Linked DNA regions of Homo sapiens: all the other regions are linked to region 3. Evidence: chromatin loops called from intact Hi-C (ENCODE). Cell type or tissue: PC-9. All regions are shown on one strand. Region 1 has its middle 32 kb from the start of SMARCE1. Region 2 has its middle 22 kb from the start of EIF1. Region 3 overlaps LOC105371777 (a long non-coding RNA gene). Region 4 overlaps KRT19 (keratin 19). Region 5 overlaps LINC00974 (long intergenic non-protein coding RNA 974).

Region 1 (5,000 bases), 290 kb before region 3:
AAAGGGCAATGAGACCAGGAATTCAGGTCCCTGTTCCCATTGCCTTTTGGGAAAGGCAGTAGTGTGGCTTAGTTGAACTGAGGACAGACAGGGACTTGCTGGGAAGGGGAAATCAAGGTGCAGGTTCTCTTGGAAGGAGGCAGGATCACAAGCGGGTCCTGGGGTGGAGAGGGGGAAGGTGTGAGTGGAAAGAGCAAGTGTGCGTGACACAACCGGCACAGTCGGCCTCTTTCTCCACTGGATGGGAACTCCCTAAGGCAGAGGGCTTTGTGTTTTGTACATTGTTGTGTCCCCAGCACCTAGAACAGAGCCTGATACATTGTAGGAGCTCAGTAAATATTTATTGGATGAGTTGTAATATTTATTGTAAATATTAGTAAATATTTATTGAGTTGAGTTGGTCTTTCCAGTGAAGTGGTTGCTTCTCTGTGAAGCTCTGTGGGAAACATAAATGGTGGGAGATAGGTTACCTGTCGTTAGGGCTGGCCATATGTGAGCCCTATAACCATTTGGTATTCATTCATTCATTCATTCATTCATTCATTCATGGAATATTTGCCCAGCTTCTATTCTGTAATATATTGTATTAGTCACTTGGGGCACAAATATGAAAGCCAACACATATTTCTTCAGGACAGGTGCAGTGGCTCACACCTGTAGTCCCAGCACTTTGGGAGGCTGAGGCAGGAGGATCCCTTGAGGTCAGGAGTTCAAGACTAGCCTGGGTGACATAGCGAGACCTTGTCTCTACAAAAAATTAAAAAATAAATCCAGACAGAGCAGTGTACCTGTAGTCTTAGCTACTTGGGAGGCTGAGGTGGGAGGATCGCTTGAGCCCAAGACTTGGAGGCTGCAGTGAGCTATGATTGTGCCACTGCACTCCAGCCTGGGTGACAGAGTGAGACCCTATTGTTAAAAAATTAATTAATTAATTAAAAATATTTCTTTAATACCCATCATGAGCCAGGCTCTGGGGGATACCATGGTGCCTCAGGCTGGAAACACCTTCTTTGGTAGAAGACACAGACTGTCTAAGCCACAGACGGGGGCGCGTCGGTCTCTCTCTGGAAGTGGAGATGCTGGGAAAGGCTTTGCAGAGGAAGGCACATTTGGGCTGCATCCTGACAGCAGGGCAGGCGTTCGTCAGGCTGGGGAGGTGTGGGGCAGCACCGGAGCAGAGTGTCAGTGTGTGTCATGGCTTGGTTTCCCTCAGAGGCCTGCTGGGGCCACCTTTTAGCTACACTCTTCACACCTCATTTTCCCACTTCCCAGACCCTCTGAACATGTCCTTCTCTCTTACTGGTTGCTCCCAGTTTTGCTCATCCCAGGGCCTTGCACCATGTGTAGCACAAAGATTCATTACGATCAATACCAGTTAGTCTAGGAACTGTTCTCAGAGCTCGGTGACATCCCTGGTGTGGGTGCAGCTGGGGACAGCAGCGGGACTTTGACTCCCATTTCCTCTCATGAGCTCCTTGGCCTGGCTCCCCCGGGAACTTGTTGTGAGAGGAGGATCACAACAAGGCTGGGCAGGATGAGGGCATCCCTGGGTTCTCTGTGCCATTGAAATACAACACGGCCCCTGCCGCAGGTGAGTGGATAGTGGGCCCATGTGGTTTAGCATAACCCAGAGCCAATGTCCTCAACAGGGCTGCCGATATGGTAGTGCTCACCCTTCACCTGGAGGCGGCTATGCTCCAGGGCACAATTTGACACACTTTAACAGGACAGCGTGTTGGTGCATTGGACTAGAGGGCCTTTAAGATCTCTTCCAACTGCACGCTTCATTCTGATCCAGTGATTCTTTCTGGCCTTGAGCTGGGAACATCAGAACCCAGTCCCGTGGTGGCTGCCAGAAGATACTGTTAAAATGCAACTAGAAGAATGTTGTTTTGGTTCTTTCACACATCAGCTGCTAATCTTTGTAGGATTTTCCCCTTCCCAGGGTTAAGAGAGAGAAGAGGAAGTGAAAACAGGAGGGGAGAATTTTCTTAAAGCACCTCTTGCCTTGTAGACAACAACCAAAAACCCCCTAGGGTTTGAACAGTGCTGTGTACTTTTTTTTTTTTTTGTAGCTTGTTCCCATCTACAGCCTGCCTCATTTGGTTCTCAGAGCTCCCCCAGGTGGGAGGCAGAATTCTGAACTGCCCCAATTCCACTCTTATTTGCAGACAGGGGGCATTCCTGGGGCTGGAGGGAAGGGCTGAGGACTGGCTCTTCTGGCAGAAGGAGGTATTTTACAGTCATTCTGGAGAGGCACTGGGGGTTTCTGAGTTTCTTCATGAAAGCTGGGCAGAGCCTTCTCTACACCTGGTGGAGAAAGGTCTGTGTGAACAGGGATTAAGCTGACTGTCCTCTGGGTGGAGCCCTTCGGCCATGGAAGGCGGAGGAGCTGGACTTCCGAGCACCGATTCAGCATCTGCTGATCTCTCCCAACCACCAGCCTCTCCTGGCTATTGGAGATCTCCGACTCCAAGGCCCAAGCCCTCCCAGTTGAGAGCTCCCAAGTGCAGTATCTACTGCCAAGACAGGGGTATCTTCCCCAGAGTCCAGTAGGCATGTTTCCAAATTTTCTTGTTGTTTAACAGATTTCATTGACAACTCAAAACATGCAGCTGGCTAGTGGGAAGCAGGGAGAATCTGGAGGCAAATGAGATGGAGCCCTCGTTCTCCAAGAGGTGGCTGTTCTCCTGATGCAGACAGACATGGACACAAACACAGTGTGAGGATGGAATGGAAGCGTGGTGGGGAGGGGAGGAGAGGGAGCGCTACACAGGACCAAGGCAGCCTCACCATTGCACGTTGGAGCCCTGATGCCCAGTCCCAGGGCATAGTCTCCCAATCCAGGGCCCCCTGCTCTGGTGACCTCATGCTCTGCACTAAAAATCAGCAACACACAACCGGGCAAGTGTGAAGGTCCAAGGCGCCAGGGGGCCAGTGTATTTGAAATAGAGATGGTCCCAGAAATTCAGGTCCCTGTTCCCATCGCCCTTTGGGAAAGGCGGTAGTGTGGCTCAGTTGAACTGAGAACAGAAAGGGGACTTGCTGGGAAGGGAGATTAGGTGGTCCTCTCCTGCCTCCTGGGAGTTTTGGCTGGGGATTGGGAAACTGGGACTGGAAGAGAAGCTGGGGATCAGGGATGTCAGGAGAGAAGGGGCAGTCTTCACTTTGTTTGGCAGAGATCAAGCGCAGGGCCATTTGGCATGCCAGCAGGGCTGAAAATGAGCCACTGTAGGACCTGGGTACACAGGGCCCCTCTCCCCCTCATGCACTCCGAGGCCCATTCTTATGCCTCTCAGACAAGTATGGTGAGTTGATCCTAGATTCAGTCTGGGTTGGGGATCAGAGCCCTGAGCCTCTCCCAGCCTGCACTGGCCAGCCCCTCCTGTCCTTCTGGCTAGTCTCTGCTCCTTCCCATCTCTGCCCTGGACTTTCCCCATAGAGCCTTCACTCCCTCATGCAATCCCCTTCTCTCCACTTCCGCTGCCCTCTCCCAACTGCTCAGAAGCTGTGCTTCCATGAGGCCTTCCCTTAGGAGTGCCTGTCTTCCCTTTCTGAGCTCCCCTGGTTCAGGGGGCCATGCATATGACAACTGCCAGAGGGTTTTGGTTCATTTCTTTGTTCTGTCTCCAAGGTTCTGACTCCTTGGGGCTGAACCCAGGTCTCCTTCACCTCTGAGTTTCCCCCATCACTTGGCTCTTCATTAAGCCATCAGTAAGTACTGCATGAGCAAAAGGACAAGATTTATCATTGGATCTCAGAGGATGGCCTCTGTCTACCATCTTATTTTCTGAAGAAGTGGCTGTTTGCTTTCCAGGAAGAGGCCGGGGAGAGAGCTGGAAGGAGGGTCCATAGCAGATTTCTCCCAGGAATCTGGAAGAGCTGAAGTCTCATGAGGATCAGGACTGTGGGCTCAGGGGGCACCTAGCCGGGCGCTTGGGAACGACAGACCAGTTTGCTGGTTTAGGCAGGAGAAAGGGGGTAGAAATCTTGTTAATTTCTGGCAGTGTAGAAATCTACCCAGTCTACCAGTTTGGGAGAGGGTTGGTTTTCAGGGTGAGGCCAGAAGAAATTCCACACAGATGTATTCCAGCTCCTTCTTTCTGGGGGTACAGAGTAGGGTGAGCTATAAAGAGTGAAGGGATGGGACCACCTCCAAGAGCAGCCACCTCTGACCCAAGAACCATGTTTCCAAATGGACAGAGTTGATTTAACAACGACTCAAATATCCTACAAGTTAATACCTACTTCTTTCTCCTCAATCAAGGCCCAGTCATCCCTGGGGAGAAGCCTTGAGTGCTGGGCTGGGCCCTGGGTGGGGAATTTAATGTGCTGTCATTTTACTGACATCTGTAGAGGTTTGAAACTGGACAAACAGGAAGTGTCCTGTCTTTAACACTTGCACAATCTCAAGCCTTTTGTGAAATATCAAGGAGTGGAGGTCGCAGGGGCCCGTGGTGTGAGGTGCTGTGAGGTAGCCCTGGACCTGTCTCTGATCCTGAGAGCTGGGCCCTCTGCAGCTGAGAACGTGCCCTGCAGCCGCTTTCCCTCCTTAGCCGTCGTGCACAACCTGTGCTGTGAGACGCTGCTGCTTGCCTGGCACTGCTGTTGAATCAGTCTCCATCTCCTCATTTTGATGGCAGCCTGGGTTTGTTATCCTTCAAAGATCGTCTCTTGGAAGGACACCAGCCTCTGATTACATTTCCGAGCCTGCCTGGAGGCAGCTAAGCTAATCCGACACGATTTGGGTGGATTCCCTTCTGGCCTCATGTTCTGACACAACCTCTGGCAGCAGTAGGGTGGGAAGATGGACAAAATAATTACGCCCTATGAGTTGAAAGGAGAATTAAAATTAATTCCCTCGTGCAACTTTTTTTTTTTTTTTTTTTTTGCGCCAGGTGTGGTGGCTCACGCCTGTAATCCCAGCACTTTCGGAGGCTGAGACGGGTGGATCACTTGAGGCCAGGAGTTCGAGACCAGCCTGGCCAACATGGCAAAAC
Region 2 (5,000 bases), 760 kb after region 3:
GGTGATAACAGAGGTGGTGACAATGACATGGTTTATCCCCAGCTGACCTTTTCCAGAAAAGATCCTATCAGTCAGTGTTCTGCATTTTAAAATGTGCCACCAGGATGGGGCACGGCAGCTTGAGCCTGTAATCCTGGCACTTTGGGAGACTGAGGCTGTAGGATCGCTAGAGCCTAGGAGTTTGAGACCAGCCTGGGCAACATAGGGAGACCGCCCCCACCGCCCACCTTTACAAAAAAATTAAAAATTAGCCGGTCATGGTGGCATGCATCTGTAGGCTCAGCTACTCAGGAGGCTGATGCAGGAGGATCACTTGAGCCCAGGAGGTCAAGGCTGCAGTGAACCATGACTGAGCCACTGCAATCCAGCCAGGGCAACAGAGCAAGATGCTATCTCAAAAAAAAAAAAAAAAGTGCTATTAAGAGCTGAACTCTGTTCTGGGGGGAGTAGCCTTTCCTTCCCTTCTCTGAGCCTCAGTTTCCCTATATATAAAAGAAAGGAATCAGATAAGATGGCCTGAAAGGCTGCCACCAGTTCTAATGCTCTCAGGTCCTGCTCTCTGACCTACCCAGGACACATGGAACCATCATCACCTCCTTGATCCAGGCACTCTACTCCTCATAATGGAACCAAGATGGTCTTCACTTTATTTTTTTTTTCCCATTGTCCCTGTCCTTACTGCCCTCTGTGTTATGCCAACCTCCTCTGAGTTAACTGAGGCTCAGAGGCTCAAGCAGTCTTTGCCACCCTCTCCCCACTGTCCCCCCCACCCCTCACTCTCCCACCAGACTGTCTGCTCCATCCCCGTCCCAACTGCTCCCACCTGGACTCCCTGCTGCCCTTGGTTCCTACCCCACCCCTCTGTCCACTCCCCCACTCACATACCTGGCCCTCCTTCCCCCATGCAGCCCATCTACCTTCACAGGGAGGCAGCAAGACACCCCCGCCGGCCTAGGAGGGTCGAGATCCTAGGACTCTACTTTTTCCAGTCCTGGTATTTGCCTACACGCCCCAGCCTCCCACCCCCAGCGCCCCCCCCAACACACACACACCCACACACACACACACGCACGCACGCACGCAATTATAACCCCCTTAGGGACAGCCGTTGTGTCTGCTGTAGTTTAGCCTTGGATTCATCATGGCTTCGACATCGCCGGCCCTGGGCCAGTGTTCGAGAGCATGGCCCCAAACAGTTCTTGCTCTGTTCAGCTCCCCACATTGCCAAGCTGCGAGCGGGCTCTCTGTGCTTCCTGCCTTCTGTCTGCCTCGCCTGTTCTCTCCAGGTAGGCGGCTCCTCCTCCAAGCTCCCCCAGCCCTGGGCTGACCTCTGTCACCTGGATGGTGGGTGCGGGTTCTCCGGGCATGCACCTCGTTCCCCTCTTTACTCCCAGCAGTGGCTGAAACTTGTGGGTGCTTGATCGTGCTAGTTAAATGAATGAACATGTGGTGGTTACAGGCAAACCCACAATGCCACACAGGACACCGACCAACAACTGAAAACGGTGACAGCTGCCCTTACCCGCAGCTCCCCAGCGTAGCCCTCCCCCATCGCAGCCAGACCGGCTTGCCCACTGCGCAGCAAGGCGGAGCCCCGCACAGCTAAGCCCGGGCGTGGTGCTCGCGGCGCCCTCTGCTGGCCGGGCCCACGGCCTCCTCCTGCGCACGCGCGCCGCCACCCCGGGACCAGACCTAAAGGGAGAAGGCGCGATCTGGGGCCCTCCCTCCGCACCCCCTCGCCCCGAGAAGCCCCAAACCCAGGTCTTTGACCCTCATGAACATCCTTTGTCCTTCCTCTCTCCTGCTCCCCCTGCAAACATTTTAGGCATCCCTAAATGATCACCAGCCCTCGCCTGCTCTCTTAGCAGGCCTCCAGGTGGGGTTAGAATTGTCAAATGCTGGCACAGGACGAAACCCTAATAATAATAACTATGATGATGACGGCAGCTGCTGCTGAGCGGGCACTTTGTGGTTACCTTAGCAACCTTCCACCATCCAGGAAGTGCAGCCCCTTCTTTCACAGGCGGCAGCTGCAGCCAGAGGCGTGCGGGGACTTCCCAAGGTCACACAGCAAGAATCCTAAGAAACCCGGGGTGTTTCCTCTGCCTACGTGGAGCTAACCCTGCCTCCAGAAGCAGGGGCCTTGAGATGGGAGCAGAGCGATCTGGTGCCCCGGAAACCCCACCCCCACCCCCACCTTGCCCCATGCGCAGCGAACGTGGCTACATTTCCTATCGTTTGTCCAACCCATCATTTTGCCTTTGGGAAAATTGCAGGGGAGGTGGAGGCCAGAGGACAGGGAGACAAACGTTCGTGGGCATCTGCCACGAGCACATTTGCCACGCTTTGTGACAGGCCCTTTCCCGTTACACACCACACCTGCCCAGGACCGCAGCACAGAACCAGGACCCAAACCCGCCGACTCCCTCCCTAGTGCTCCTTCCTCACCCCCCACCCCCTCCCCCCTCCGCAAGTTCTCTCTTGGAAAAGGGGCCGCTGGGAAGGGGAGGAAACGCACTCACTACAGGACTCCAGGTGGGGTCCAGAGGCTCTGCCCCTGGTGCCTCTTCCCCAGCCCTAAAGCCCCCAGCCCTAGAGAGGGGACCCTCCTGCACAACATCTCCAGGGGACCGGGTACTCCACTAGGGTCGAGAAACGTTGAATAGTGCGGTGGGTGCGGGAGGCGCGCCTAGGTGCCGAAACCCGGTCTGTGCTGCCATCCTGTGGCCATTGCAGGAAGTGTGCCTGTCAGGCCGCTCTGCATTGAACCTGAAATGCCGGGTCACCCTTGGGTTGAGTGAAACCGGGCCCCATGCTGAGGCTACAAGGGACATAGAAAGGGACAAGACGCAGCCCGTGCCCTGAAAGAGCTTACAGTTCGGTAGGATGGCCTTCAAATGACATGATCCAACACTCAACTCGGCGCCAGATACCGCCCAAAATAGAAGATCGTGCAAAAGGTTCCAAAAGGTGGAGGCAGCCTGCCCCGAAGCACATCGAGAAAGCCCTCCTGCAGCAAAGCCGTGTCGAGACTGGGCCTTACAGGGCAGGCGGGGCTGGGGCAAACAGAGATGAAGGAAGGCGCTCCAGGCGGAGAGACCAGCCTGAGCAAAGGCACAGGGGCAGGAAACACGGATTCTCAGGAATCCAGCTTGTCCCAAGTCTAGGTCAACTGTGAAGGGGAGAGCAGCATGGCCAGGTCCTCCAGTGCCCAGGTAGGAGGTTTCACTTAACCCTTTAGGCCACGCGGCCAACAAAGGTCTTTGAGCAAGCCAGCAGCTTGACCAGAAGTCTGTCCAGGAAAAGAGCATGATAGCTGGGGAACGGGGGCAAATGGGTGAGGTTTCAGAGCAATTAGGAAGGAAGGAGAACAGGAGGAGGCATGAGCGACGCGGATGGTGGTGCCACTGGCAGAGCTGGGAAGTCAGGGGCCACGCAGGGGAGACCAGGGCTGGGGTTTAAGTTCCTGGCAGAACATCCCAGTGAAGACGTCCTTCAGGAAGCCAGAAAGAATACATTAATAAAAGAGGAAGTAATAGTTATTGCTCATATGTGTACAGACTTTATAGTAAATAAAGCAGCTTAATCCATCATGCATTTGACTCATATTTTATTTATTTATCTTTTTTTTTTCTTTTTGAGATGGATAAACCCCACCCCCTTGCCCACCCTCGTGGTCTGGCCCCTGTGCACTGCTCCGGCCCCTCCCCTTCCCAGTGTCTTATGATGGCCTCTGGGCCTTTCTAGTCAGCTTGGGCCCACGTCTTCCCTTTGCCTGGCTGAGCTTCACTTGCCCTGTGGTCTTAGCTTAGTGGTTCCTTTTTCCAGGAATCCTTCCTATACCTTGCAGGTTGGGTTGGGTGCCGTAGCTGTGATGCCCCTGCCCCGTACACCCTTGACATTTGCCCATCATGGCCTGTATGGTGCGTGACTGTGGTCTGTCTCCCCACCAACTTTACTTCAGTGTGGCGGCTGGGTCTTATTGACCACTCACCCCAGTGGCCTGCTCAGTATCAGTCAATGAACATTTCTTGAATGGAAGACCTGAGTGAGGAATGTGAAGCCCTGCGGGACCTGCTGGCACAGCGCAGCAGCCGAAGCGGGGGCAGACAGAGGCATCCGGGAGGGCCAGAGCTGGTCTCTGAAGGCTGGTCTCGAACTCCTGACCTCATATGATCCACACACCTCAGCCTCCCAAAGTGCTGGGATTACAGGTGTGAGCCACCACACCCAGCCTGGAAAGTTTATTTATTCAGGTCTGTTGCAGCCTCACTTCCCAGTCTGTGAAGATAAGAGCTAATTTCTCATCCAGAGAAGGGACCTCCGAGAGGAATCTTTATGGCTTACTGCATACAGGAAAAGACAGGTCAGCTCGCCCTTTCTAAAACTACAATTTCTCCAATATTTACAGCTCAAAATAATCACTATGCCAATTTGGCATATTTGGGGATGGCACGTTCTTCACTCCGTTGGGGGACTTCAGTGAATACGGTGTTAGATTGCAGTGAGGGAGACAGATATTAACTAACAGCCAAAATAAATAAGTAAATTACAGGGTGTAGGAGATGATGTCCTGGAGGGAAATGAGCAGTAATGCAGAAAAAGGGAGAGGAGGAAGACTGCGGGGAGGGGTACAATTCAAAATAGGGAGGTCAAGGCTGGGCACGGGGACTCACACCTATAATCCCAGCACTTTGGGAGGCCGAGGCAGATAGATCACCTCAGGTCAGGAGTTTGAGACCAGACTGGCCAACCTGGTGAAACCCCGTCTCTACCAAAAATACAAAAAATTAGCCAGGCGTGGTGGCACGCGCCTGTAGTCCCAGCTACTCGGGAGGCTGAGGAAGGAGAACCACTTGAACTCAGGAGGCGGGGGTTGTGGTGAGCCGAGATCACGCCACTGCACTCCAGCCTGGGCAAGGAGAGGGAAATTCCATCTAAAAAATAATAATAATAATAAGAGAGGTCAGGACAGGCCTCATACAAAAGTGCTATGTAAG
Region 3 (5,000 bases):
TCCTCTGCTGGAAGATTGACTTTCTTATTTGCTCCTGTAACGGATGGATATGCTGTGTGGCTGTAGAGCTCCTTCCCTCCCTCCCTCCTTTCCTTCCTTCCTTCCTTCCTTCCTTCCTTCCTTCCTTCCTTCCTTCCTTCCTCCCTCCCTCCCTCCCTCCCTGCTTGCCTTTCTCTTTCTTTCTTTCTCTCTCTCTCTTTCTTTATTCTTCCTTCCCCCCTCCCTCTCTGTCTCCCTTCCCTTTTCTTTTCTTTTTTCTTTCCTTTCCTTTCCTGTTTTCCTTCCTTCCCTCTTTCATTCCTTTCTTTCCATCCCTAGTTTTCTTTTCTTTTCTTTTCTTTTTTTTTTTTTTTTTGAGGCAGAGTCTCACTCTTGTCCCCCAGGCTGGAGTGCAGTGGTGCAATCTTGGCTCACTGCAAGCTCCACCTCCCGGGTTCACGCCATTCTCCTGCCTCAGCCTCCCGAGTAGCTGCGACTACAGGCGCCCACCACCAGACCTGGCTAATTTTTTGTATTTTTAGTAGAGATGGGGTTTCACCGTGTTAGCCAGGATGGTCTCGATCTCCTGACATCGTGACCTGCCCGCCTCAGCCTCCCAAAGTGCTGGGATTACAGGTGTGAGCCACTGTGCCCAGCCTCTATCCCCAGTTTTATATTGAATTATAATTAGATTCAAAAGAAACCTTTCAGCCAGTGGTCCTCATCCTTAAACTGCATATTGGAATCTCCTGGGAGACGTAATGTTGTAGGCTAAGGATATAATTCAGGCTATTACTGAATTATAAAGCGTGCTGTGTTCATATCCTGGAGGATGGAATTGGGTCACAGTGTTTTCAAGTCTGAAAAATCAGATGCCATAGTTCTTTGTGTTTTTAAGTTAGAGTCCATTGCCTTAAGTCCTCATGGGCATTTTAAGAAATAGATCAAAGTATTTGATGAGCTCAGGGTATGGGCACCCATACTTTCTCCTCGCTTTATCCTTCAAATTAGTCTACTTAGAATTTGCTTTTAAATTTCTGCCTAATTTTAAAAAGACAATTGTGGGACTGAGTTGCTGTCCTACCCTTTTTCTTTAATTGTTATTTGACTTCAGACTCTTCCTATAACTCATGTGTGTGTGGGTGACACTCCTCTGAAAAATGGGCCAACAGAAGGGCTTATTATTTGGGCCACTGTGGTCATGAAACCCAGGTTCACATTGATTTTATTGCAAAATTTAGATACATGCACCAGTCCACATGTTAATTTGCTTAGTATTCTTACCTTTTAAAATGTTTTTGCTTCTCAGACCCTTGTGATTTCAAGTCAGAAGTCCCTGACCTCTTAATGCTTGTTTTTTTTTTGTTTTTTTTGACACAGTCTGCATCTATCCCAGCCTCAGTCCTCAACTTCCACTGCTCTGTGTAGCATAATCCCCATGCAGTCCCACAGTTACAGTCAACAGGGCCTTTCCTCCATCTATTAGCAAACATTCCTGTTCTTAGAGCCTCAGAGAGTGAGGCAATGACAGGATCACGATTTTAACATTTCCCCTTTCCTGAAGCTTCTTTATTGGGACACTGGTGTTAAAAAGGAAAAAAAAAAACAGCTTAATTAAAAATTTTTATGTATCATGTGGAGCAGGGTTGCCTAAATGAGAAAAAGATACTTGAAATCCCAGCCTCTATTTTCATCAGTCAGAGGAATTCAGAGGAGGCTCAGGAAAATTGTGAGGACAGAGGGCTGTGTCCTGAGTCCCTAGCCTACAATCCCTGTGTCCATCAGTCAAGGAGGGCAGCCTCATCACAGCTGCAGGCTCTCCTGCATATCTTTGTCAATTGTCGACCGACTAATTCTATTCAGGTTGCCTTTTGTAGGGGTCAGCAGAGTAGGATCCTGGCAATTTCATATGATTAAAACTATTTTGAACAAGACCCTTGGCTAGGATCTGTTTCAAACGATGAAGAAAGTTCTTTTTTCATTGTTACAGGAATTGTGTTTAATGAGATGTAGAAGGCTGTAGTGTAAAACTTTTTTTTAAATGGGGTTAGGAGGTTTAAGGGAGATAATTGAAAACCTGGTTATCTCTTGTTTTAGTAGTGGTTCTTTGCTGCTGTACATGTAACACAAACTACTTGAATTTCAAGATGCTACCATCCCTTGGGCATGAATTATGAATGTTTGATATTCCTTGATTCCATCACAGGACTTGTATGGTTGATCTTTGTCCAACCCGAGCCTTGGATCAGGAAAAAGGATGAGTTCGGGTTTATGTTGCCCTATAGCCAGCAGGGGGTGTTCGTGGCCTTCCTATTCCAAAAGGCCGCAGCACCCTCTCCCAGGCTCCGGGTGAAACTGGTTTGTGAGTCACCATTACCATCCTTCTTTCTCTGTTCAAATTGGCATTTTACCAAGAACAGCATTACTTCTGAGTGAGCAACAGCTGACCAATTATCTTGAAAAATATTTGGGAAGCTATACAATTTTAAAAGTGAAAAGCAAAATATATCTTCTATTTTTAACTTGTTCCCTAAACATGAATTACCTGGGGGAAAAGCAGATGCTTTTCAATCTTTTAAATGATTGCACCTATTCTAAACCATCCAGGTGTTTTTGAAATGACCCACAGTCATCTTTAATAGCATGCGAAGGGGCCAAGGCCCTCTCAACTTTAGATTTAATAGCCTGCCCCCTTCAATTGTCAGAGATATTGACAGAGATAGGCCTGACTGTTCTGCTGTAATTTCAACTCATTTTCTCCTGCTCTAATATCTATAGTACGGGATGGACTTTTTTTTTTTCTTTTCTGTAGAGGCCAGGTCATAAATATTTAGGCTGTGTGGGCTGGAGAGACTGTTGCAACTACTCAACTCTGCTGTCCTTGTGCAAGAGCAGCTGTAGACAATATGCAAACAAACGTTCATGACTGTGTCCTAATAAACTTTATTTGTAATTTGGCCACGCCCTATCTTATTGATAGCCCTCCAAAACGTCAGTATCTTCCATATATCTGTTATTTTATGTTGTTTATAAACTCAAACTCTTCTCCGATTAAGAGGAAAATAATCGAATCTGAAAGTCCCTCAGGTTCAACTCCTTTCCCAATGCCTGGTCCCCCTTATAACACTCTTGACAAGCATCTTTGCCCACTGCTCGGAACTCTCATGCTTTGTGTCTTCCCTGCAACACAAGCAGTGGCCCCGAAGAGCAGACAGCGTGATACAAATGCACAGAAGTTTTTAAGGAGATAGCACAACAATTTAGAAACTAAGGCTGCTGGAATGATGAGCTTTTAATCTTTTCATTCATCGCAGGGTTTAATCCATATTTGAAAAGAAAGATGCCACAGTATAAAGCTGACAGGCACTGACTGGCCTGAAATATCTCAGGAAAATCTGGTTTCAGATTTTTCTAGGAGTTGATCCAAGAACATTTTTCTTTCTGCCTTTTGATCTGTTGAAAGATCCACAAGATACTTGGATGCCTTGAAGACATAAATGCCAGTACAGAAATAAACTCTGACGAGTTGTCTTGTAAAGGGAGCCAGCTCTTAGAGAAGGGATCATTGTAAGGGTAGGAACTGAAACTTTTTTGTCTACTACCTGACATTCTCAAACCCTTCTTTCCTTTGTACTTTTTCTGTGAACAGATGGTTTCGTCCAGCTTGGAGTGGGTTTAGGGGAGACTGAGAAAACAAGACGGCTGCCTGCAGTTTTAGTCTCTCTTTACCCATCTTAAACTTTTTCTTCCCCTCTCCATTTTTGAGAGCAAGAGGTTACATGCTCCCTTTCCTCCTGTAGAAGAAACATTTAGCTGGGGCTGACACAATGGCGAGGACATGAGAAATGACCACAGGAGAAGCCCTGGAGGCAGAAGACTAGGTCTTTGCCCCTTTTACAGTGAGATAGTTTTATATAAATATCAGAGGTTACTGGAGGCACCCAAACAAAATTGAGGACAGGAAGCAAATATCTGAGAGGCTCCCAAACCTCGATGTACTGTGGGACCCAAACGAGCACGTGAATCCCTTCTAGATATCCTTTGGATCCTTTAAGAGTAGCACAGGCGGGGCGCGACGTTTCACGGCTGTAATCCCAACACTTTGGGAGGCCGAGGCGGGCGGATCACGGGGTCAAGAGATCGAGACCATCCTGGCCTACGTGGTGAAACCCCGTCTCTACTAAAGATACAAAAATTAGCTAGGCATGGTGTCATGTGCCTGTAGTCCCAGCTACTCGGGAGGCTGAGGCAGGAGAATTGCTTGAACCTGGGAGGCAGAGGTTGCAGCGAGCCGAGATCGTGACACTGCACTCCAGCCTGGCGACAGAGCGAAACTCTGTCTCAAACAAACAAATAAATAAATAAATAAAGAGTAGCAGATACCACTTATAAAGTTTTATTATAAAGAATTATTGGAGTTGGCTATGAATTCTCCTCCTTACTCACGTCTGGTGGGGCAAAACGGGGAGGATCAGATACTATGAAGACAAAGATACTGGAAATAGATCAAAGCCTTGAATTCCCAGCCCCAGACTCTACCCACCATGATCCCTACCTGCAGGGGTCTGGGTTCCTCTTGCCCAGCCTGCTCAATCTCTGACCCCCTAGCATGGGTCTCTGGCTTGCTCAGAGGTGCAGGCTCCCAGCTCCCCTTCTCCAGTCGCCTGAAGACTCAGTGGTTCCTCTCTGAAGGATGTAGTTTTAACCTTTGTTTGCTGTAAAAACATATAGCAGGCAAGTGCTTGTCACAAGGGGACTTATTTCTTCCTTCTGCTTCATGTGATGGGGAGGGTCCGGCTGTGGATATCTGCTGTGCTAAGACAGCCACAGTGTGGTCTAAGACAGAGCCTGGTCTTGGCCACTCTGATATCTGGCTGACTGAGAGACAGTGTGGATGGGTGGAAGAGGGCAGTCTTGCATGCTGTCATCTCCTCCCTAGGGCCCTATTGACCTTTGGTGGATCCACACTTGAGGTGTGGACAGAGGAGAGAGACAGAGAATGCCTTGTCTCCTGTAGAAAG
Region 4 (5,000 bases), 610 kb after region 3:
CATCCATCCCCTTACCTGGTGCTGCAGATGGACTCCCCTCCTCCCACCTCTACTCCCCTCCTGCCATCCTCCAGCCTGTGTTCCTGGCACCCTCACAAAAGCCCAGCAGGCTTGGGACTGACAAGGGGATGACTGATGATCCCGACACCTGCCAACTGCACGGCGCTGAACCTTTGCTCGTTTCTGGGATGTGTTGGGGCAAACCTCCGCTGATAAGGCTGGGGCAAGTTCCAGGAAGCCCCTGCCTTCTCCAGGAGAGGCATGTCGCTGCTTAGCAGGGCCAGATTAGCCCCCATCTGTCCTGTCAAGTGCTGGCTGGGGACGGGCCGCTGCAGAAGGCTCTATGTGCCTGAATGCTGTGGAAGGGAAGAGAAGGGAGACTGGCAGGCAGGCTGGAAGACACCGGAGATCTTGAAGACCAAGGCATTGCTTCACACAGACGGGGAGTTGAACACTCAGGAGAGCCCTTTTCTCTGCCACCAGCTCAGGGACACCTTTCCAGGGACACCTGATACCTGTGGGCAGTGCCACTTGGAGGTGTGGCTCAGCCCTCTGGACCTGGCCCCAGGGCTTACAGAAACTCAGGAGGAGGATTCCTAGCCCAGGTTGCAGCATGGTGAAGTGGACAGGGCTCTGGAGTCCCTCAGGCCCGGGTTTGAATCCTGGCTTTATCAATTATCATGGTAAGACTGTGAGGCCTGGGTTCAAATCCTGACCCTACCAATTACCATGGTAAGACTGTGGACATTTACCTTTTTAAGTCTCTGTTTCCCTGTGGCAAGGGGCGCTCTCAACTCTCACTTCCAGGGAAGCCCTGTGGCCCAAGAGCCCCCATCCTGCCCCCTCCTGGATCCCCACCCAGGTGCCAGACATGCAGGGGCCAGGGTGCATGACCGGCACCTGCGCCTGAGTGCCCTCACCAGGAGGGGCTTTGTCGTTGGGCATCAGAACATGCCCTGTGAGCCTGAGCATGTTCTTAGGCTCAACGGCATCGACCTTCCATAGCCAGCTCCTATGGGGCAACGCAGGTTGTTCTTAGGTTCTTATTTTGCTATAATAGCATAATCCTTTACTTCTACCCTGCACTTTGTGATTTACAAAGCACTTTTGCATCCATCACCTCCTCTCATCCTCACAACAGAGGGTGACCCCCACCCAAGATTCAGAAAGAATGAAATTGAAACTTGGAGAGGTGAAGCAACTTGTGCCAGGTGGCACCACTGGTAAGGGGCAAAGCCAGGACTCAAACAGGTCCTCACACCCTCAACCAAACAGGGCACAGGGAAAGAGTCCTTCCTGCAGACCCCAAATTCCTGCATCTGAGCTGGGCTGGCAAGGGGAACTGCCAGCCAGCAAGGCTGGGGGTGGGTTCCTTCTCATCCATCTTCGCAGTGAGCCTGGCCTCCAATGCTGGGCACAGACAGTGTGGTATTGTCTCATGGGTGGGAGGGTATTGTCTTTTCCTCCGAAAGAAAAATAATCAAACTCAGATCATCCAGAGCTCATTAAAAGCCTCTGCAGACATTGTGGCCCCAGCAATTAACTCAAGAACAATTACTCGCCTTTCACCCCAGGGTGAGGAAGGGCTGGACCCCAGCCAGATCCCCTTCTGCACCTGACTCTCCTCCAGCAGCCCCTCGAGGTGGCTTTCTCTATACTCTCAGGCCCAGGCCAGGGGCGGCAGCTGCCCCCCTCACTGCCCCACGCACAAATCCCTGGTTTCAGTCCAAACCGCTACTGTGAGCTCCAGATCTGGGTGGGGCCCGGAGCCTCCTCATTAGCACCAGGTGGGATGGCCTTGCGAAGATAAAGCTCTGTCTGGCCCCAGCCCAGGCTGTAGCCCCGGGCCCTGCCCCAGGCAGCCTGCCCAGGATGCTGTGCCAGTTTCTGACCTTTGCCCACTGCAGCCAGATGGGGCCATCTGTGGAGCTGGCCTTTTCTCCTTAGAATGAGGCAGTGCAGCCCAGTGGAAAGAGACTCAGCCTCTCTGAGCCTGGTTCCTGATTTAAACTTAGGCCATTAACACAGACTCCCCTCAGGGCCATAGTGAGCATTTGAGGGCACAAGGAGAATGAAGTCTCCAACAACCTTAGAACCCTCCCACACCTCTCCTGTTCCCCAGGGAAATGCCAGGGAGAGGGGGTGTGTCCTGGAGCCCAGAGACTTACCTTTAAACCCCTCTTTTCCCATTTACCAGCTGTGCGGCTTTGGGTAATGCCGCCTCCTCTCTCTGAGCCTTAGTCTACCAATCAGGAAAATGGAAATAACTCCAGCTCAGCCTGACTCTCAGTTGGAGCAAGATGACTCACAGGAAATGCTCAACAGACTGAAGTGGCCACGATGACCAGCAGGATGTAAAGGCACTCCCCTCAACTTCCCCACTCCCCTCTCCCTCCTATCCCAGGTCTCCAGGCTGAGACAGAAAAGTGTCCCCAGTCCAGCCCCACCCTGCACTGTGCACACACAAAGGCAGGCTTCATTCCTGACACTCAGGCCTGAGACCTGACAGTCACCTGCCCCACCTGTGTGGGCCCAGACCCCGCCCCGCAGCCACATTCCAGGGGCCCCTGAGGCAGAGGGAAGGTTTCAGCTGTGACAAGGGAGGCTTTCATGGGCAGGGACAAGCGCCTCTGGGCAGTCCCAGCTGGGGGTGCAGCCAGGCCTCTCCCTCCAGCTCCAAGGCTTCCTGAGAAGTTAAGTTGGGGGTGGTGGTTTGTGGGTGCTGGAGGCCAGAACAGGACAGCTAGGGAGGGGGCAGAAGGGGGTCCCAGTCCAGGCTACAGCAGCGGGGCTCTGGGGTTACATGTTCATAACCAACCTTGAAACAGCTCCTCCTTCGGGATTGCCATGGCCGTGATGGGGTCTCCAGCCTCCTTAGCAGGGTGCTGAGTACATTTGGCAGCATGCGGGCGTGGAACTAGTGTCCCTCACTTGCCCCCATCACTCATAGGGTTGGGCCTGCAGCCCTCACCTCTCCACCAGGAAGAAGTGGGACTTCTTTTGGGGCCTCTTCCTTACCTTGAATTGGCCTCAGTTCTTGGCAGCTGAGATGTAAACCACAGGAGCAGGGCCATACCTACCCAAGGGCAGAGTTGTACCAGGAAGCTGGGACTTCGTTCTTTTGCTGGCCCAGGGCAGGCCCCAGGCAAGCCAGGGTTGGGGTCTCTGTGGGAGGTCTGGGTCACTGCTGGGTCCCATTCTGGGCTCTGGGCCCAGGTATGGGCTGGTGGGCGTTAAAGGGCTTATGCAGGGCTGCCCCAAAAATGGGTGAATGTGTTAGTGCATGCACACACACAACACACACTGACAGGTACAGCCTCCCCAGCCTTGCTCCAAGCGGGATGCCTGGCCCCAAACCCCCAGTTTCAGTGAGGTGGAGAAATGTGTCGGGAGGAACTGCCCCTAGGGATCCCCGGCCTGAGCCTTCATAGGGCACAAGACTGGAATGTCAGCAAGACCGGCACAAGTGGCGTCAACTCCAGGAGACCACCTGGCAGGGGCTGGCACCATGGGCTAAGAATCAGGCAACTTAGGTTCTAGTCCTGGCTCTACCATGTAGTTGCTGTGTGGCCTTGGACAAGTTACTGAACCTCTCTGAGCCTATTTCCTGATCTATAACATGCAGCTCATACTACCTTTTAGGGCTGTTTTTAATTCAATGGCACATAGTAGGTGTTCAATAAACATTAATTTCACACAGATACCTCAACGCCCTGGGGAGTAGAGTAGAAAGAAAACTAAATCTAGAAGCAAAAACAATTTCAAATCCCACCTTTGCCATGCATTAGAGCAGTTACATATAGAAAAAAACACTTCACCTCTCTGAGCCTTAGTTTACTTTTGTAAAATGGAAGCAATGCTTATTTCATGAGGTTATTTTAAGGAACGGGTTAAATAAATGAAGACTTCTGTAAACAGGAATTACCATTACAGGCAAAGTATGTGAGTACCCTCCCCTCCCTTTCCTGGGACAGAGTGAACTTTGGTTCAAATAAAACCTAAACAGGGCCAAGGCAGGACCCATCTCTCCATGGGCTCAAATAACAAACCGAACGACCTATTCTCTCCATGGGCTGAAATAATAAACCAAACGTCCTTCCTCCCTTGGACCATAAATTTTTATTGGCAGGTCAGGAGAAGAGCCGGGGGTAAGGGTCCCTTCCTTCCCATCCCTCTACCCAGAAGACACCCTCCAAAGGACAGCAGAAGCCCCAGAGCCTGCTGCCTCAGAGGACCTTGGAGGCAGACAAATTGTTGTAGTGATCTTCCTGTCCCTCGAGCAGGCTGCGGTAGGTGGCAATCTCCTGCTCCAGCCGCGACTTGATGTCCATGAGCCGCTGGTACTCCTGATTCTGCCGCTCACTATCAGCTCGCACATCGCCCAGCTGGGCTTCAATACCGCTGATCAGCGCCTGGATATGCGCCAGCTGGGCTCCAAAGCGCGCCTCCGTTTCTGCCAGTGTGTCTTCCAAGGCAGCTTTCTGAGGATAGGGAGAGGGGGTTGTGACTCAGCAGAGCCTGGTTCCCGGAGAGGGCATGGGCACAGCCACCGGCCAGGCTGCCCTAGGCTGCAAGGGTATAAGTGTGAATTGCACAGGGAAGCGGCGGCGGTGGGGGGACACATACCATGCTCAGCTGTGACTGCAGCTCAATCTCAAGACCCTGAAGGGTGCGCCGCAGGTCAGTAACCTCGGACCTGCTCATCTGGAGCTGCTCCGTGTGGCCAGCGACCTCCCGGTTCAATTCTTCAGTCTGCAGAGAGAGGAAGAAGAGGGAATAAGCATTGAGTCAGACCTTCGCGTAGGGAACACAAAGCCCTCCCCTTCCTAACCCCCAAAGGGTGCCTGCTTCCCTCTACCTACCCGGCTGGTGAACCAGGCTTCAGCATCCTTCCGGTTCTGCTCGGCCATGACCTCATATTGGCTTCGCATGTCACTCAGGATCTTGGCGAGATCGGTGCCCGGAGCGGAATCCACCTCCACACTGACCTGGCCTCCCAC
Region 5 (5,000 bases), 640 kb after region 3:
CTGGCCATGTCCAGGCTGGCTTTCCAGCCCTGTCCCCCAAAATCACAGTCTTCCTGCAATTACTCACAGGTGCTGGCCAATAGTGCTTAGGTTCTCAAATGCCTGCTTCTACTCAGGCTATCCTATCCACCTGCAGGGTCCTTCCCCTCAGCCGTCACAGGTTGAAACTGTGCCTCTTCACCATTGCCTGGAGTAGACAGAATAATGGCCCTCCAAAGATACGCCAATCGGAACCTGTGAGCATGTACCTTCCATGGCAGAAAGAGACTTTGCAGATGTGATTACATTAAGGATCTTGGAATGGGGGTTGGGTTATCCTGGATTATCCGATTGAGTCCAAAGTAATCACAAGGGTCCTTGTAAGAGAGAGGCGAGATGGTCAAGGTCACAGAGAGGAGCTGGGACCATGGAAGCAGAGGTCAAAGTGAGGCACTTTGAAGGAGGAAGATCCCACAAGCCAAGGAAGGCAGGCAGCCCCTGGAGGCTGGAAGAGGCCAGGAGACAGACTCTCCCGTAGAGCCCCTAGAAAAAAAGCATTTCTGATGACACCTTGATTTTAGCCCATAAGGCCCATTTCAGATTTCTGACTTCCAGGCCTAGAAGATAGTAAGTTTGTGTTGTTTTAAGCCACTGAGTTTGCCACCACTTGTTACAGCAGCAACGTGGAACTCATACATCACCTCTTCCTTCAGGCCTTTGTGATCCCTGGCACTCGCTCTTCCTCCTCTGAGCCCCTCTGGTGCTTTACCTGACCCTCTCCCAGGCACTGTCCTCTTCCTATATGGGTGAGAATTCATTGGCTCTTATCCCCTCTACCAGCCAGTGAGCTCCTTGAGGCTGGGGTCTGGCTCATATTTGTGCCCCCTTGCCCAACCACTGGTTGGGCTGATAATTCTCCCTGGATCCTTAGATCTACTCTCCACCTTCCTCTGTCCTGCTCTGTACCTGGAAGGATGATCCCTGTGTCACTGGCTCCCTTCCCTCCAACTGCCCCATTGGAATCAGCCATCCATCAGTAGGCAGCAGCGGAAGATGGAGAACAGGAAGAAAGGGGCCTGTGTATCTATCCCCCCACCTCTCCTTGCCCAGCCACGGTTCTGGCTGCAGCTGCTCGCTCTAAGGCTCCTGCAGGGCAGCCCTCCCCTGGCCACACCCCCTCAAACTCCCTTTTCCCATCCCTCCGCTTCCCACTGCTCTGCTCTGGGCTGTCTGATCCCTGCTGCTCCTGTCCACACCTCCAGAAATAGTTCCCTTTCTACACTCGGTCAACCCTGAGAGTCCGTCATATTCTGTGGGGCCCCTGGTGGATGCAGATGTGGCTGATCATCTACGTGGACAGCCAGGTGCAACACGCCTGGTAGATGTGTGAACACTGCTTCGGTCTGTCTGTCTTAGATGATGGCTGGCTGGGAGGGGCACTCCCCATCCCCAGCACACAGGCAGGAAGAAGGGCGTTGGCACTGACCAGGAGAGGCTGTGAGCAGGACAAAAAAGCAGCCAGACCCTCACCCCGTCTCTCCCCACACAGACCCACATGCTGACAGGTCCCAGGACACATTTCTCCTGCCCACCCTCACCCCTAGGGAGCTCCGGGCAGCGCAGAGGCTGGGCAAGTGGGACTGGCAGGGTGCCATGCCTTGGTCCCAGAGGGCTGCCTCCCTTCCTGGTAGGTCTGTGCCTGGTGCTGCCAGGCCTGGCCCGGCCTCCACACTCCTTCCCCTTCACACCACAATCTGAGCTGGCGAGTGACTCATCCCACCATCCTCCTACGTGCCCCGTCCCTGACTCCACCAAACTTGGCCTCTCTTGGCTCCATCTCTGCACTGGCTCACAGCAGCAAAAGCATGTCCACCCCCACGCCCTGCACCGCAGACTAAGGCAGCTCACTGCACCTCAACGAGGAAGAGCCAGGCTCTGACATTCCCAGCTTGGATCTCCAAGGAGGTGGCTGTACTGACACGTGGACAGAGCCCCATGGCCCCCACACTGACACACTGGATCAGGCAACTCTGCTGTCTCTTGACATCCATGATGTCCACTCCTTACAACAACCTTCCAAGGGTTACTGCCCATTTTACAGATGAGGAAACTGAGGCTCGGGGAGGTTACATGACATGGCAGGTGGTAGTGGAGCTGACTCCAAAGGCTCCTGCCTTCCTCTATAGCATCTCCCCCTCTACCCTGAGCCAAACTCCGGGAAGCCATGAGTTGTGTAGGAAAGGGCTTGGGCACTGACTTGGCGGTCCAAAGCCCTGAGGCCAGGCTCCGCCTTTCATCAGCTGGCTGACTTCGGGCAAGCCCTCGGCCTCTGTGAAACTGTTTTCCAGTCCATAACAGGAACAGGGATCCTGCCCTGCCCACCTCACCGGGCATTCAGAGGCTCAGAGAGAAGAAGCAGCGTCTGCAAAGTGAAGTCTGGGGAAGGTGGTTGTGGGGTGCCTCAGCAGCCCGCCACCGGAGCCCGGAGAGAGGCGGTGATGTCCGCTTTGGAGCCAACCTCGGCTCTGGACAGGGCAGGCTGCCGGCCACAAGGCCCCGTCTTTGCAAGCTCCCCAGGCGGGGTGCAGCTTCCTTTGTCCCTAGGCGGGGTGCAGCTTCCTTTGTCCTCAGACTGAACATCTCCCTCCGCCACCGGTGCGGGAGGAGCCCAGGACCTCGCCAACTCGGCTTCACAGCGCCTCCTGGGGGCCGCGAGGGGACTCGCCAACCTGCCTGCAGGCGGGCTCCCTCCTACCGCCTCCCTCTGCACCCCTGACCCTGCTCAGTGCTGTGTGAGAGGAACGGTCAGAGGGAGCCTGTCTGGGCAAAGGCAGGCCCCACACTCCAGGCTGCTCCCTGGCCTCCCTACAGCAACAAAGGGACGTTGAGCTGAGAGCAATACAAGAGAAAGAGCCCTAGGAGGGCTGGAAGTCCAAATGCCTGCATTCTACCTTTGTGGCCCTGGGCATGTGTCTTCCCCTCTCTGGGCCACAAAAGAGTGGAGGAGGCCACCTCTCTAAGGAAAGAGAGCTCCCCGCCCAGCGCTAAAACTGTGGTTTCTCTGACGCTCAATTTCCTGGCGTGTAACATGGCCACAAGGGGCCGCTGCAGCCACAGCTGTGAAGGAAACAGTTCACACCGTGCTATATCGTTCATGGATAGTTCATGGGGTTTTATAGGCTCTTGTTCATTTCCATAAAGTCTTCCTTGGACTTGGCAAACTTTTCCTCTGAAAATTCCAAAGTGTAACCAAGAAGGGAAAGGAAGAGAAGAGAACCAAGAGAAGGGAAAAGAGGATTTTATTTGGTTCGTGTTTGGACCTAAGAGAAAACCAGAAAGATTGCCCCTGCGGCTGAGGGGAGCCACAATATTGGCGAGAGATAGGAGAGGCCCCTCAGGGAGAAGAAAGCTTGGGGAATGCAGATCTCTCTTTAAGATTGATGACTTTCAGTATCATAAATCGGTAGAGCCAGAGAGTCCTCAGCCCTCGCCCCATTCCTTTATCAGTCACGCTCGCGCAAGCACTGGCCTCTGCCTCTCCTTGCAGAAGTGACTTGTTTACATGTTAGTACAGCTAGTTCCTGCCTGACTGAACCACTGTCATCTGAGAATTGAGGGTCAAAGTTGGATCTTCCCAGCTCAGAGGAGAAGCCTTCTCTAAACAAAGGAGGGGCTCAGCTGGGTAGGTTGTTGCAAAGAGAACTCACTTCAGAGCCAAGGCAGCCAGGCCCTGTCACTTAAAAGCTATGTGACCTTGTGCAAGTCATTGAACCTGTCTAAGACTCAGGATACTGAGACAGCAAGACCTTCCTCAAATTGCCGAGGTGAGAATTAATGAAATAGTCTGTCTAACGTGCCTGGGACCTACCAGAAGCTCAGCCAGTGGAGTCATTAAATTTTGTCTTTATTATTAGCAATACAGTTCTCGTAGCACACATTGCAAAGGATCGTGTACCCAGCTCAGGGGCACAAGGTGTGTGATTGCGAGGACATCAGAGAAAACAAGGTGCGATGAACTGGCGGTAGGCATTTGTTGGGACAATGACAGGGCCCTGGCCTGATCAAGGGAAGGATCAGGGGGAGAAGGAGATACTGGGGGGCTGGGAGGTGGGGATGAAGGAGGGGCACTGTCCCCACAACTCCTCATGCTCGGCTTCTGCAGTCCCGAGTACAGACCCAAGTCTGTTTCTCCTTGTCCCATTCTGCCTAAGGGCTGGAGCTTCTCAGAAACTCTGACAGGACATGTGTCCATCTTCAGTGGGGACCCTCCCCCTCCTAGAAGTCCCCCGTCCAGCTGGGGAGGACAGGTCAGGGTGAGGGCAGCAGCCACCCAGCAGCCTCCATCAGAGATCATCAGCATTTCCCACCATGAATTCAGCAGCGCATCTCGTGGTCAAATCCATAGGTGATTTCTGGGTTCTGTAGCCTCCTCTTATAAACTTACAAAGCACTTTAAGCAAACAAAAGCTTTGGCCAGGTGCAGTGACCCACGCCTGTAGTCCCAGCACCTTGGGAGGCCAAGGCCAAAAGCTTTGAGAAGTCCTGCAAAAAAAAAAAAAAGGTTTGGTTTGTTTATCTCCATGTTTTCCACTGGATTTGATCACAAGAGTTTTGTTTGGGGTTATTTTATATTAATTAACACCCCTGGGAACATACACTGGAAAATCCAGGGGCCCAAAGAACTCAAGATAGGGTTCCAGTTAAGAACTATTATGTTCCAGACCAGCCTGGCCAACATGGTGAAACCCCATATCTACTAAAAATACAAAAAATTAGCCGTGTGTGGTGGCATGTGCCTGTAATCCCAGCTACTTAGGAGACTGAGGTGGGTGGATCACCTGAGGTCAGGAGTTCGAGATCAGCCTGGCCAACATAGTGAAACCTCGTCTCTACTAAAAATACAAAAAATTAGCCAGGTGTGGTGGCGGGTGCCTATAATCCCAGCTACTCAGGAGGCTGAGACGGGAGGATCACTTGAACCAGGAGGTCAAGGCTGCAGTGAGCTGAGATCGCACCACTGC

Evidence for each region. Peaks named below come from ENCODE experiments on the same cell type or tissue, not always from the same donor. Only the 100,000 strongest peaks of a DNase experiment are listed, where the experiment ranks them.
Region 1: it touches region 3 in a loop (15-fold over the local background); 8 of 110 quality-filtered maps call a loop at or near these places.
Region 2: it touches region 3 in a loop (7-fold over the local background); 83 of 110 quality-filtered maps call a loop at or near these places.
Region 4: it touches region 3 in a loop (11-fold over the local background); 9 of 110 quality-filtered maps call a loop at or near these places.
Region 5: a loop joins it to region 3, with 20 times the contacts of the local background. A loop is called at or near these places in 80 of 110 quality-filtered maps.

What each region holds. Positions count from the first base shown.
Region 1 is chr17:40,613,439-40,618,438 of GRCh38, forward strand. No RefSeq gene overlaps it. Among named protein-coding and RNA genes, the nearest start is that of SMARCE1, 32 kb to the right of the region's middle. RefSeq lists enhancers at 1,351-1,470, 1,751-2,340. In PC-9, a CTCF peak has its summit at 2,375 (motif pointing right); DNase peaks (open chromatin) are centred at 2,343 and 4,373; H3K27ac peaks cover 349 bases.
Region 2 is chr17:41,664,440-41,669,439 of GRCh38, forward strand. No RefSeq gene overlaps it. Among named protein-coding and RNA genes, the nearest start is that of EIF1, 22 kb to the right of the region's middle. RefSeq lists enhancers at 754-1,273, 1,274-1,791, 1,312-1,401, 1,822-1,951, 2,822-3,051 and a silencer at 1,522-1,761. In PC-9, CTCF peaks have their summits at 1,660 (motif pointing left), 1,866, 2,725 (motif pointing left) and 2,924; DNase peaks (open chromatin) are centred at 1,622 and 2,732; H3K4me3 peaks cover 1,498 bases; H3K27ac peaks cover 929 bases.
Region 3 is chr17:40,907,194-40,912,193 of GRCh38, forward strand. All of the region lies in intron 1 of LOC105371777 (a long non-coding RNA gene), which reads left to right. Among named protein-coding and RNA genes, the nearest start is that of KRT20, 24 kb to the left of the region's middle. In PC-9, a CTCF peak has its summit at 2,278 (motif pointing right); DNase peaks (open chromatin) are centred at 2,348 and 2,828; H3K4me3 peaks cover 371 bases; H3K27ac peaks cover 4,059 bases.
Region 4 is chr17:41,519,517-41,524,516 of GRCh38, forward strand. It overlaps KRT19 (keratin 19), which reads right to left. Exons shown (of 6, transcript NM_002276.5): 4 at 4,863-5,000; 5 at 4,627-4,752; 6 at 4,101-4,481. The coding sequence ends at 4,227. Among named protein-coding and RNA genes, the nearest start is that of KRT15, 3.1 kb to the left of the region's middle. RefSeq lists enhancers at 1-713, 1,827-3,026. In PC-9, no CTCF peak of the experiment used is centred here; DNase peaks (open chromatin) are centred at 515, 2,485, 3,005, 4,435 and 4 weaker places; H3K4me3 peaks cover 4,330 bases; H3K27ac peaks cover 5,000 bases.
Region 5 is chr17:41,546,345-41,551,344 of GRCh38, forward strand. LINC00974 (long intergenic non-protein coding RNA 974) reads right to left here. Exons shown (of 3, transcript NR_038442.1): 3 at 3,262-4,521. Among named protein-coding and RNA genes, the nearest start is that of LINC00974, 5.6 kb to the right of the region's middle. RefSeq lists a cis regulatory region at 1,578-1,938 and enhancers at 2,816-3,429, 2,969-3,018. In PC-9, CTCF peaks have their summits at 2,882 and 3,083 (motif pointing right); DNase peaks (open chromatin) are centred at 1,767, 2,667, 3,067, 3,607 and 2 weaker places; H3K4me3 peaks cover 3,548 bases; H3K27ac peaks cover 4,894 bases.